Linked DNA regions of Homo sapiens: region 2 is linked to region 1. Evidence: read pairs that join two places in POLR2A ChIA-PET (ENCODE). Cell type or tissue: PC-9. All regions are shown on one strand. Each heading gives the region's core, and the rest is flanking DNA. Links, peaks and the distances in the headings are about the cores only.

What was found. ChIA-PET counts read pairs that join two places held together with the same protein. Peaks named below come from ENCODE experiments on the same cell type or tissue, not always from the same donor. Only the 100,000 strongest peaks of a DNase experiment are listed, where the experiment ranks them.
Region 2: POLR2A ChIA-PET joins it to region 1 with 7 read pairs; 3 of 35 experiments call an interaction of 5 or more read pairs at or near these places.

Annotation. Positions count from the first base shown.
Region 1 is chr19:41,776,754-41,782,125 of GRCh38, forward strand. No RefSeq gene overlaps it. Among named protein-coding and RNA genes, the nearest start is that of CEACAM3, 17 kb to the right of the region's middle. RefSeq lists an enhancer at 1,996-2,497. In PC-9, for the core only: no CTCF peak of the experiment used is centred there; DNase peaks (open chromatin) are centred at 2,688 and 3,108; H3K4me3 peaks cover 1,171 bases; H3K27ac peaks cover 4,911 bases.
Region 2 is chr19:41,862,233-41,867,604 of GRCh38, forward strand. All of the region lies in intron 3 of RPS19 (ribosomal protein S19), which reads left to right. Among named protein-coding and RNA genes, the nearest start is that of RPS19, 4.7 kb to the left of the region's middle. RefSeq lists a silencer at 4,211-4,270. In PC-9, for the core only: no CTCF peak of the experiment used is centred there; no DNase peak of the experiment used is centred there; H3K4me3 peaks cover 19 bases; H3K27ac peaks cover 2,787 bases.

The DNA.
Region 1 (5,372 bases), core at 221-5,220:
TATTGTCTGCTTGACCAGATTGCACAGAGAAAGAGAAGCCAGGAGCCTCACTGGAAATAAATTCTTACCCTTTTGCTAGCTGATCATCTTCCTGGATTCCGTCATGGCCAAAAACAGGTTATGGTTGTACATCAGGTTTTAGTAGCAAGACAGGTTATGGGAGGGAGAAAGGAGGAGGCTCGGCTAACAAAGATGGTCTTGTTATGTAGATGAAACTTCACAGGTAGCAGCTCCCAGAGAGAGTAGATGGTAAATATTTATTTCAGATCTTTAAGGTATCAAGCTCAGTTCATTTTTCCTGGATCCAGACAAGAGAAAGTCTGCCTGTATTAATAGGGATTCTCTACAGATGCCAATTTTCTCATGAAAGACAGCTTTGCAGGGCCACTTCTGCTTGCTGGCCCTCCAACAGACATCTCAAAATAGGTCAGAAAATACATTTTGGGTTAAACATCTTATTTCCTTCAACTGACACATGTTTCTAGAGGTTTAACTTGGTGTCCTGCAGTTGCGGGTGTTTTCGCCAATTTTGAGGACGGTTCACCATAATGTAGAGCTCCTGCTGGATTTGACCAAGTTGGAAGGTGTTTTGGACACTACGCGGGGTCAAGAGTTGGTCAAATCCAAAGGAAGAATGACAAAAATCAAAAACACAACAAGTGATTGCACAAATTACGTACTGTTGAACACTCTAAGCATAAAGAGAGGTTAGAGCCGGCCGGGCGCAGTGGCTCACACCTGTAATCCCAGCACTTTGGGAGGCCGAGGCTGGCGGATCACGAGGTCAGGAGATCGAGACCATTCTGGCTAACACGGTGAAACTCCGCCTCTACTAAAAACACAAAAAATTAGCCAGGCGTGGTGGTGGGAGCCTGTAGTCCCAGCTACCCGGGAGGCTGAGGCAGGAGAATGGCGTGAGCCCGGGAGGCAGAGGTTGCAGTGAGCCGAGATCGCGCCACTGCACTCCAACCTGGGCCACAGAGTGAGACTCCATCTCAAAAAAAAAAAAAAAAAATAGAGAGGTTAGAGCCAACTAGCAATAAACCTTAATCTGCAGCTATCAAATTCTAAAACAAAATCCCAACCCAGCTCCTTACCTGGGAGGGGACCAAGCTGAAGGCTGCTCTCCATTGGCACAGGAGAAGAAAACTCACCTTCCTTATAGGAAGTGAGCAAAACTCCAAGAGTAAAGGAATTTTATGGCAAAACAAAACTCAGATCTCAAACAATCAACTGGGGAGAGCAGTGACCTCAAGAAGGAATAGCATCTGATCCTCAGAAAGTCACAAAATCAGTCAAAGCTAAAGCTTGATAGTTGGTACCAAGCGTAAACAGGAGAATCGCTGCAGGCCTAAAGAGCTAAGCTCCACTCAGAGGGTTCCTTCATGGTCACCAAAATGTTAACCAAAATGAGTGACTGGGGCAAGTGACTGAGTCCATTGAGGTTTATTAAACCAAAGCTTGAGGGCACGCCCTGGAAAAACATAAGTCATAGAAATGCTCCATAGCGTTTCTCATCTTTGAAGAGGTTTTCAGGAGGCCTGATACTTATACATCTGCTTAAAGTGGAGAAGGGAGATAGGAAGAGACAAGTAGAGGGAAGAATAATTGGTCTCATCTAGTCTTTCTTCTGTACTTGGAAATACAAGCATTATCATTGTGACATCTAACAGGCTTTAGTTTTAGAAGCTAGATTTAGCTTATACACCTATTGTTACAATTGCTTTGTCCTTGTTTTTTTTTGAGACAGAGTCTCGCTCAGTCGCCCAGGCTGGAGTGCAGTGGCACGATCTCGGCTCACTGCAAGCTCCGTCTCCCAGGTTCACGCCATTCTCCTGCCTCAGCCTCCCAAGTAGCTGGGACTACAGACGCCCGCGACTACACCCGGCTAATTTTTTTAGTAGAGACGGGGTTTCACCATGTTAGCCAGGATGGTCTCGATCTTCTGACCTCGTGATCCGCCCGTCTCGGCCTCCCAAAGTGCTAGGATTACAGGTGTGAGCCACCACGCCCGGCCGCTTTGTCCTTGTTTTATGGGAGGATATACATCTTGAAAAGTTCCAAGGCCAGTAAAGAATAATTTGTGAGGACAGTCACCCAGAGATGTCCGAGGTCTTTTTGCCTTCCTGTGGGGGTCTGGCTAATGTACAATGCTTTGACACAGGTTGTATAATAACAGTTGTTCATCTGGGGAAAAGATGGTGGAGTCACATGACTCAGCCTCCAGACTGAACTATCACTTTGGTGTAATGAGTTTGACAGTCCTGAGATTTTTACTTTCCTTTACATAATTTTAAGAGTCAAGGGGCTGGGTGCGGTGGCTCATGCCTGTAATCCAGGCACTTTGAGAGGCCAAGGCGGGTGGATCACGAGGTCAGGAGATCGAGACCATCCTGGCTAACACGAAGAAACCCCGTCTCTACTAAAAATACGAAAAATTAGCCAGGCGTGGTGGCGGGCACCTGTAGTCCCAGATACTCGACAGGCTGAGGCAGGAGAATGGCGTGAACCCCGGAGGCGGAGCTAGCATGAGCCGAGATCACGCCACTGCACTCCAGTCTGGGCGACAAAGCAAGACTCCATCTCAAAAAAAAAAAAAAAAAAAAAAAAAAGAGCCATACTTCCTCGATGCTGTTCCACTGAGGTCAAAGGGATGGGTGTGGAAGGCATCACAGCTTTTTCCTATTTAGAAACCCATTGACCCTTCCTTCTCCCCCTATTGGGTTACATTCCTCTGTCCATAGATCACATATTTACTGAGTTGTTTTCCAGGGGAAAAAAAAATCTCAGTTGAACTCCTTAAAGCCCCAAGCATTCAATTCAGTTCAAGAGTGTCTCTCATTTTAATGATGACCAGGCATAAATATTTTTTAAAGGCTCTCCAGAAAATTTTGATAAGAGCCTCTGCACAACCCACAGTAGCTTTGGGGAGCACTGAGCTACAAAAGTGATGGGGAAGGAACCTGCTATGTGCTGGGGACCTTTATATGTCCACCTTATCTAATGCCCCAAATGACGCTTTAAGTAGGCACTATTATCCCCCTATCCCAAGACATCAATTAACTTGTCCTTTATCTCAGAATTGGTCAAAGGTGGAACCAGGATTCCGACTCACATATTTCTGAATCTAAAGGTCATGTTTCACTGCAGAGCGATTGAGCCTACACGAACTCAAAGAAAGACAGGATGACTGCTTCTAACAGAAATAACCATACAGTCTTCAATGAAGAGTCAGGGTCTGAAATGAGCCTTAGGACAAAGAACAGCTCAGGAGGCTGAGAAGACAGTCAAAGGTATTGTGGAAAGGAGTGAAAGAATTAGAATAAGTTCAGACATGAAAACATAAAATGGGGATCAAGTCTTTCTACACAAACCAAGGGAGTAGACTGGGGCTGTGTTATGGGGCCTTTGAATGGCAGCCTAAGGAATTGAAACTTCATTCTATGGATGATAGGAGTCACTGGAAAGCTTTGAGAAGCTCAGTAACATGACAAACAGCATTTCCAGGAAGATTACTCTGACAGTGTAACCAAAAACCAGTGTAACGAAAACCAGGTTAGTCGCATGCTGCATGTAGAGTCCCATCAACATGAGTGAGGTCCGATACAAAAAAAAAAGTGAATTTATTCTAAAGCTAGCTTGGAGGAAGGGGCACAAAGCATTCTGCCTTTAAATGTGCTGCTCCACCTTTGGAGCAGAAAGCAGGCATTTTTTTAGAAGGTAAAAGAGAAAATGAGCAAGAACAAGCGTCCCCCTGCTACTGGGCAATTATCTACCGGGCAGTTGAGATGGTGCCTTCCTGGACAGAAGTAAGTTGTAAAAATGGCCACGTGGGCATGCTTCTGACATGTTCCCCTAGTGGGTGTAAGTTCTGAGGTGACCCAGGATGGAAGCTCTGAGGCAACCCTCTGGAGGTGAAAGTTCCATGGCAGGTATTCTTTGGTCCGCTAATGAACTGTCAACTCTTGAGAGATTCATCACGGAGCACACAGCTAGAGGAACTTGCCCTGTAGGGAATGTCTGGTGATGGGGGAGGTGGAAGGTTATATATGCATTTCTGAAGGGCTAAGGGTAGGAAACGGGTAGCCAGGGAAATGAGACAGGAGACAGAGGGAGGAAAAAATAATTAAACCACCTCTAGAAAAATGGGGGTACTCAGTTACCATTTTCCACTGCCAAGCTTTATTTTTATCTTTATGGGATCTGGGTGCCATATTTGTTCTGAGTACTTTTTGCTGAAAGGGCGCATAGTCAGTGAGCATTAGAATGAAACTGATCTACCTGGAGTTGGAAATATTTATGAGTACCCGGACTTATAGATTATATTGGTTGGAGCATTGTGGTCTGAGGTCTAGAAGGTCTCTGGGAAAGCGTGCCTTGTATTTTTATAAACAGGTTGTAATATCAGGAAGCTCCACACCAGAGGGATATGCCTATCCCTGCAAGCAGGGCCAATGTTATAAGCAGCTTTTGCTCCTACGATGGTTCTGACCCAAATCAGGATGCTAACCATTGGTCAGCAACAATGTGGGGTTAGGAGAAATGAAATAATTATTTCTGTTAAAACAATTAAAAAAATTAAGCTACCTCTAGAAAAATAGGGGTACTTGGTTACAATAGTGTTAGGCAAGATAACTTAGAGATGTGGTTCTGAACTCTGACAACTTAATAGAATTACCTAGAAGCTTTTCTCTTTTTCTAAACTTTTCATTTTGAAACAATTTCACACTTTCAAAAATGTTCCAAAAATAGAGTCCCCATATACTTTTCACTCAATTTTCCCAAATATTGTTTTAGATAACCACAGTGCAATCATTAAAATCAATACATAGGCCGGGCGCAGTGGCTCACGTCTGTAATCCCGGCATTTTGGGAGGCCGAAGTGGGAAGATCACCTGAGGTCGCGAGTTCGAGACCAGCCTGACCAACATGGAGAAACCACGTTTACTAAAAATACAAAATTAGCCGGGTGTGGCGGTGCATGCCTGTAATCCCAGCTACTTGGGAGGTTGAGGCAGAAGAATCACTTGAACCCAGAGGGCAGAGGTTGCAATGAGCCGAGATCATGCCATTACACTCCAGCCTGGGCAACAAGAGCAAAACTCTTGTCTCAAAAAATAAATTTAATTTAATTTAAATTTAAAAAATAAAATAAATACATTAATCACTGACATTGTACAATGAATGAATCTGCAGACCTTATTGAAATCTCCTCTATCTCCCCACTAATGTCCTCTTTCTAGACCAGGATCCAATCCAAGATCACACACTGCATCTCATTTTTTGTCCTCTCAGTCTCCTTTAAACTGGTACAGTTCCTCAGAATTTCTTTTGCCTTCATGACCTTAACATTTTTGAAGAGTATTGGAGTT
Region 2 (5,372 bases), core at 150-5,149, 85 kb after region 1:
GATTTGTGGTACACTTGTGCCTCAAATGTCTATTGGGGCCCACTCTTTCAGGCCATGGAGTGAGCACAGAGGACCAGCATAACTCAGCCGCGGCCTCTGAGGACTGAAAGATGAACTTGCTGAGGTGGGTCGGGTTGCTGGCATACCACCTACCCACCGTTTGTTTTAGACAGAAAATGGGGCGGATGAAGAGAAGCTGACTTCCCTGGGCGCACAGCAGTGACAAGCCCTGGAAGTTACATATCTCCTCCACCTGTCCCCCCATCTTGCTTTGGCAGTGCCTCAAGGGTCAGTTGGTCAGAGCAGCTTTGGATCTGGGATTAGCCTTTCTCATTTGCTGGGGTGAAGACACGTTCTGCACATACCAAATACCTCCAAAGTAGGACTGTATGTGTCTTGTACATTTTTTTTTTTTTTTTTAACATGGGGAGGGATTAACAAGAGATGGCATTAAGACCTTGGATAATAAACCTAGTTGCATCTGCTGGTCATGGTAGAGCTGCTGTGGTCCCTTGCAGCCCACAGTGGCCCTGCCTGGAAACCTCAAGCAGGATGTGCATCTTCTGCCTGCCTACTGATCTCCATCACTTGGAGTACCCCAAAGGCCTCTTTTTCACCTCACTTGCCCAGCTGTCCTAGCGGCATAGGATGGTTGTGTGGTAGACCAGAGGCCTGTTGTGTATATTTTTGTTGGGTTATAGCCACCCCTGTGTATCTACATGCACAAGGGCAGAGTTGTAGTTGTGGCAGAAGCTGTAGCCTACAAAGCCTGAAATATTTCCTACCTGACCCTTTATTATTTATTTTCAGGGACAGGGTCTAGGCCTGTCACCCAGGTTGGAGTGCAGTGGCACAATTATAGCTCACTGCAGCTTCTTGGGCTCAAGTGATCCTCCTGCCCCACCCTCCTAAGTAGCTGGGACTACAGGTGCCTATCAGTCACCATGCCTAGCTAATTTTTTTTATTTGTAGAGATGGAGTCTCACTATGTTGAACTCCCAAGCTCAAGCGGTCCTCCCGCCTCAGCCTTCCAAAGCACTGGGATTACAGGCAAAGTTGACCAGCCTCTATTCTAGAGTTTAACATGTTCCACCCAGTTTGGCAGTCAGCTTATACTGATCATGGGAGTGATCTTGTTTTACCAAAGAGGAAGCTGTGGTGCAGACGGGCGAAGGGACTTGCTGCAAGTTACCCTGGGAGGGCTTGGCAGGGTGGCTCTGTCCAAAACTAGGTTCCCTGCTATATTCCCTTTTTTCTACTCATAAGAGTCTGGCCTATTTTGCCTCCTCAGATTTGAGGCTAAAGTGTGCTAAAGCAGCGCCCTTGCTGAGCAGGGCCAAATTGTGGAGACCTATAGGAATGAGTGTGAGGTAGACAGGTCTTAATCCTGGGGTTTGGGGGTAAAGAGGCCCATGGTAGAAGATGGGGCCCTCTTGAGGGTGGTCTGGAAATGGAGCAGAGCTGTAGGAGTAAGCAGTCCCAAGGCAGTGGTGTAGGAGGCAGGGCAAGGTAGAGGAAGAACCCGCAAAGACTTGCTCTCACTGGACGTTCAAGGGATGGCCGCCATGGGTCTTTATGAAGGGGGTGGTGCAGTGTAGCCCCGGACAGGCTTTTTTTTTTTTTTTTTTTTTTAAACAGAGTTGCACTGTCACCAGGCTGGAGTACACTGGTGCCGTCTCGGCTAACTGCAACCTCTGCCTGCCGGGTTCAAGCAATTCTCCTACCTCAGCCTCCCAAGTACCTGGGACTACAGGTGCCCGCCACCACGCCCAGCTAATTTTTCTATTTTTAGTAGAGACGGGTTTTCACCATGTTGGCTGGGATGCTCTCGATCTCTTGACCTCGTGATCCGCCCGCCTCGGCCTCCCAAAGTGCTGGGATTACAGGCATGAGCTCCCGCACCCAGCTGGACAAGCCTCTTGCTGTCTTAATTCTTTAAAGGACCTGCTGAAGATGGAGATGTGGGAGTCCAGTTTGGTGTCCTGGTGTGCGTCTGAGAGCAGCTGCTGAATTGGGATGTCTGGAAACACTTCTTGTAGGTTGGAGGCTGCTCCATCTCTGGCTCCTGCATGGGGCTGGGCACCCACTTGTGCTATGATAGTAGAAAGAATGAGATCTGGGAGGCATCACAGAAGTGAGTTAAGGGATGAATCAAGGTCAGGAGAGTGGTTTCTTACAAGTTCGGCAGAGAAGGGTCAGCTAGAGTGTGCTGGGGAAGTTCTTCCCTGCCTTTGACTCAGTAGGTCAGGATGGGACCACCGGTCTGGACTTTGCTGAGCTGTGATGACTCCTAAGGAGCCGTGCTTGGTTGGTCTGCCCCGTGCTCAGATCCAGAGGGACCCTCCCTCTCGGTCTAGCAGGAACACAGCTGCCCTCCCTTGACCATGAACTCACAGTAGAGTGGAGAGGGGTGGCCTCCTTTACAGTTCCAGGTAGGGGGTGATTCCTGGACAGGGGTTCCTGAGAGGAGTGGGTTGCCATCCCAAGAATGCACACAGCAGAGGAGCAGAAGGCCTCTAGCATGGAGGAACTGGAGGAGAACCCATTTGTGACAGCAACTTGCTCGCAATTGGCCCTCATGAGTACCAGCTACGGCGGTCTGCATTTGTGCAGCTCCACATCAAAAGCTGGGGCTGGAACCTTGGTCTCCAGGGGGTGAGGAAAAAGGTCAGTGTTTTAATAGAACGCGGTATTTCAACTCTTAGCATTTTCCAATTTGTGAAGTTAATAACCCTTCCTCTCCCTTCTAGTGGGTCAGAAAAAAATAATTAGCATGAACTGGGATAGCAAGGGAGGAGCTTGTAATATCTGACCAAGGTTCTCCATGCCAAAAGGTTTTTATACAGCCTTAAGAAAAATTTAAGCCTCCATTGAAGAACCTAATAGGCCTTTGGGAGGCCAAGGCAGGCGGATCACCTGAGGTCAAGAGTTTGAGACCATCCTGACCAATGTGGTGAAACCCCGTCTCTACTAAAAATAAAAATTAGCCAGGCGTGGTAGCAGGCGCCTGTAGTCCCAGCTACTGGGGAGGCTGAGACAGAAGAATTGCTTGAACCCCGGAGGCAGAGGTTGCAGTGAGTCTGAGATCACGCCACTGCACTCCAGCCTGGGCAACAGAGTGAGACTGTCTCAAAAAAAAAAAAAAAGCACCTAATAGGCCTTATGGGAGCTTGTTCTCTACCAGTCACTGTGCTCAAGGTTTAAGTAAAGTGTCTCCTTTAGTACCGCAGCACAAACCACCTGGAGGATAGGTGGGTCCTGTGTCCCTCCTGAGGAGGAACGGTGTCAGGATTCAAGCTCCTGTCTGACTGCTCTGGGCGCTAGTCCCAACCCAACAAGACTGAGGTTGAGTGTCCCATTTCTGGTGTACAGCCGCTTTGGGCATCTCTGCGCTTAGGAGTGTGTGCCTTATTCTTAAAAAGCAAGATAACAGAGGCCCGGCGCGGTGGCTCACACCTGTAATCCCAGCACTTTCGGAGGCCGAGGCGGGCGGATCATGAGGTCAAGAGATCGAGACCATCCTGGCTAACATGGTGAAACCCCATGTCTACTAAAAATACGAAAAAATTAGCCGGGCGTGGTGGCGGGCGCCTGTAGTCCCAGTTACTGTAGAGGCTGAGGCAGGAGAATAGCATGAACCCGGGAGGCGGAGCTTGCAGTGAGCTGAGATCACGCCACTGCACTCCAGCCTGGGCGACAGAGTGAGACTCCGTCTTTAAAAAAAAAAAAAAAAAAAAAAGGCCGGGCGCGGTGGCTCATGCCTGTAATCCCAGCACTTTGGGAGGCCGAGGCGGGCGGATCAGGAGGTCAGGAGTTTGAGACCAGCCTGGCCAGCATGGTGAAACCCCATCTCTACTAAAAATACAAAACATTAGCCAGGTGTGGTGGCGTGTGCCTGTAGTCCCAGCTACTCGGGAGGCTGAGACAGGAGAATTGCTTGAACCTGGGAGGCGGAGCTAGCAGTGAGCCCAGATGGCACCACTGCACTCCAACCTAGGCAACAGAGAAAGACTCCGTCTCAAAAAAAAAATAAAGCAGGATAACAGGAAAAGCTATTCTGCGTTCCCCAGTCCTGGGTACTGTAGTTCAAATGGGAGAGCAGGTCTCCACCCAGAGCCCCAGGGCACAACCAGCTACAGGGCCCAGAGGGATGGCAGCAGCTGCTGGGTATTTGAGCTGGTCTGAAAGGGTGGAGGTTTCCAGTGATGTCACTCTCTGGCAGGATTGTGGGGGGTGGCTTACGCCAGGTGAGTCTGTCTATTGGTCCTGGTTATGGGCACTTATTACCAGGCAGTGGCGTAGGGGGTAGGGCCTGGAGTGAGGTGGGGATTTTAAAGTGAGCAGATGCCAGAGGTAGTGAGCCAACAGCAGGGCTGTGCTCTTGGCCCCCAGCAGAGCATGGTTGTATAGTATCAGCTGAGGATTGGTTCCAGGATGAACCCCAATACCCAAGTCCACAGATGCTCACCCTTACTATAAAATGGTGTAATATCGGGGCCAGGGGCCGGGTGCGGTGGCTCAACCCTGTAATCCCAGCACTTTGGGAGGCCAAGGCAGGTGGATTACGAGGTCAGGAGATTGAGACCATCCTCGCTAACACGGTGAAACCCCGTCTCTACTAAAAATACAAAAAAATTAGCCAGGCGTGGTGGCGGGCCCCTGTAGTCCCAGCTACTCTGGAGGCTGAGGCAGGAGAATGGAGTGAACCCGGAAGGCAGAGCTTGCAGTGAACCGAGATTGCGCCACTGCACTCCAGCCTGGGCGACAGAGCGAGAGACTCCATCTCAGAAAAAAAAAATATCGGGGCCAGCACAGTGGCACACACCTGTAATCCCAGCACTTTGGGAGGCCAAGATGGGTGGTTCACTTCACTCCAGGAGTTCAGCCAGAGCAACATGGCAAAACCGGGTCTCTTCAGAAATTATCTGGGCGTGGTGGCTTGCACCTGTAGTCCCAACTATTCAGGAGGTCAAAGCTGCAGTGAGCTGTTACCACTGCACTCCAGCCTGGGTGACAGAATGATGCCCTGTCTCCAAAAAAAAAAAAAAGTATAATATTTGCATATATCCTATGTAGATGTTTTACTTTTGAGACAGAGTCTCACTCTGTCACCCAGTCTGGAGTGCAGTGGCATGATCTTGGCTAACTGCAACCTCTGCCTCCCAGGTTCAAGTGATTCTCCTGCCCTGCCTCAGCCTCCCAGGTAGCTGGGGTTACAGCGGGTGTGCCACCACACCTGGCTAATTTTCTTGTAATTTCAGTAGAGATGGGGTTTCACCATGTTGGCCAGGCTGGTCTCAAACTCCTGACCTCAGGTGATTCTCCCGCCTCAGCCTCCCAAAGTGGTGGGATTACAGGCGTGAGCCACTGCG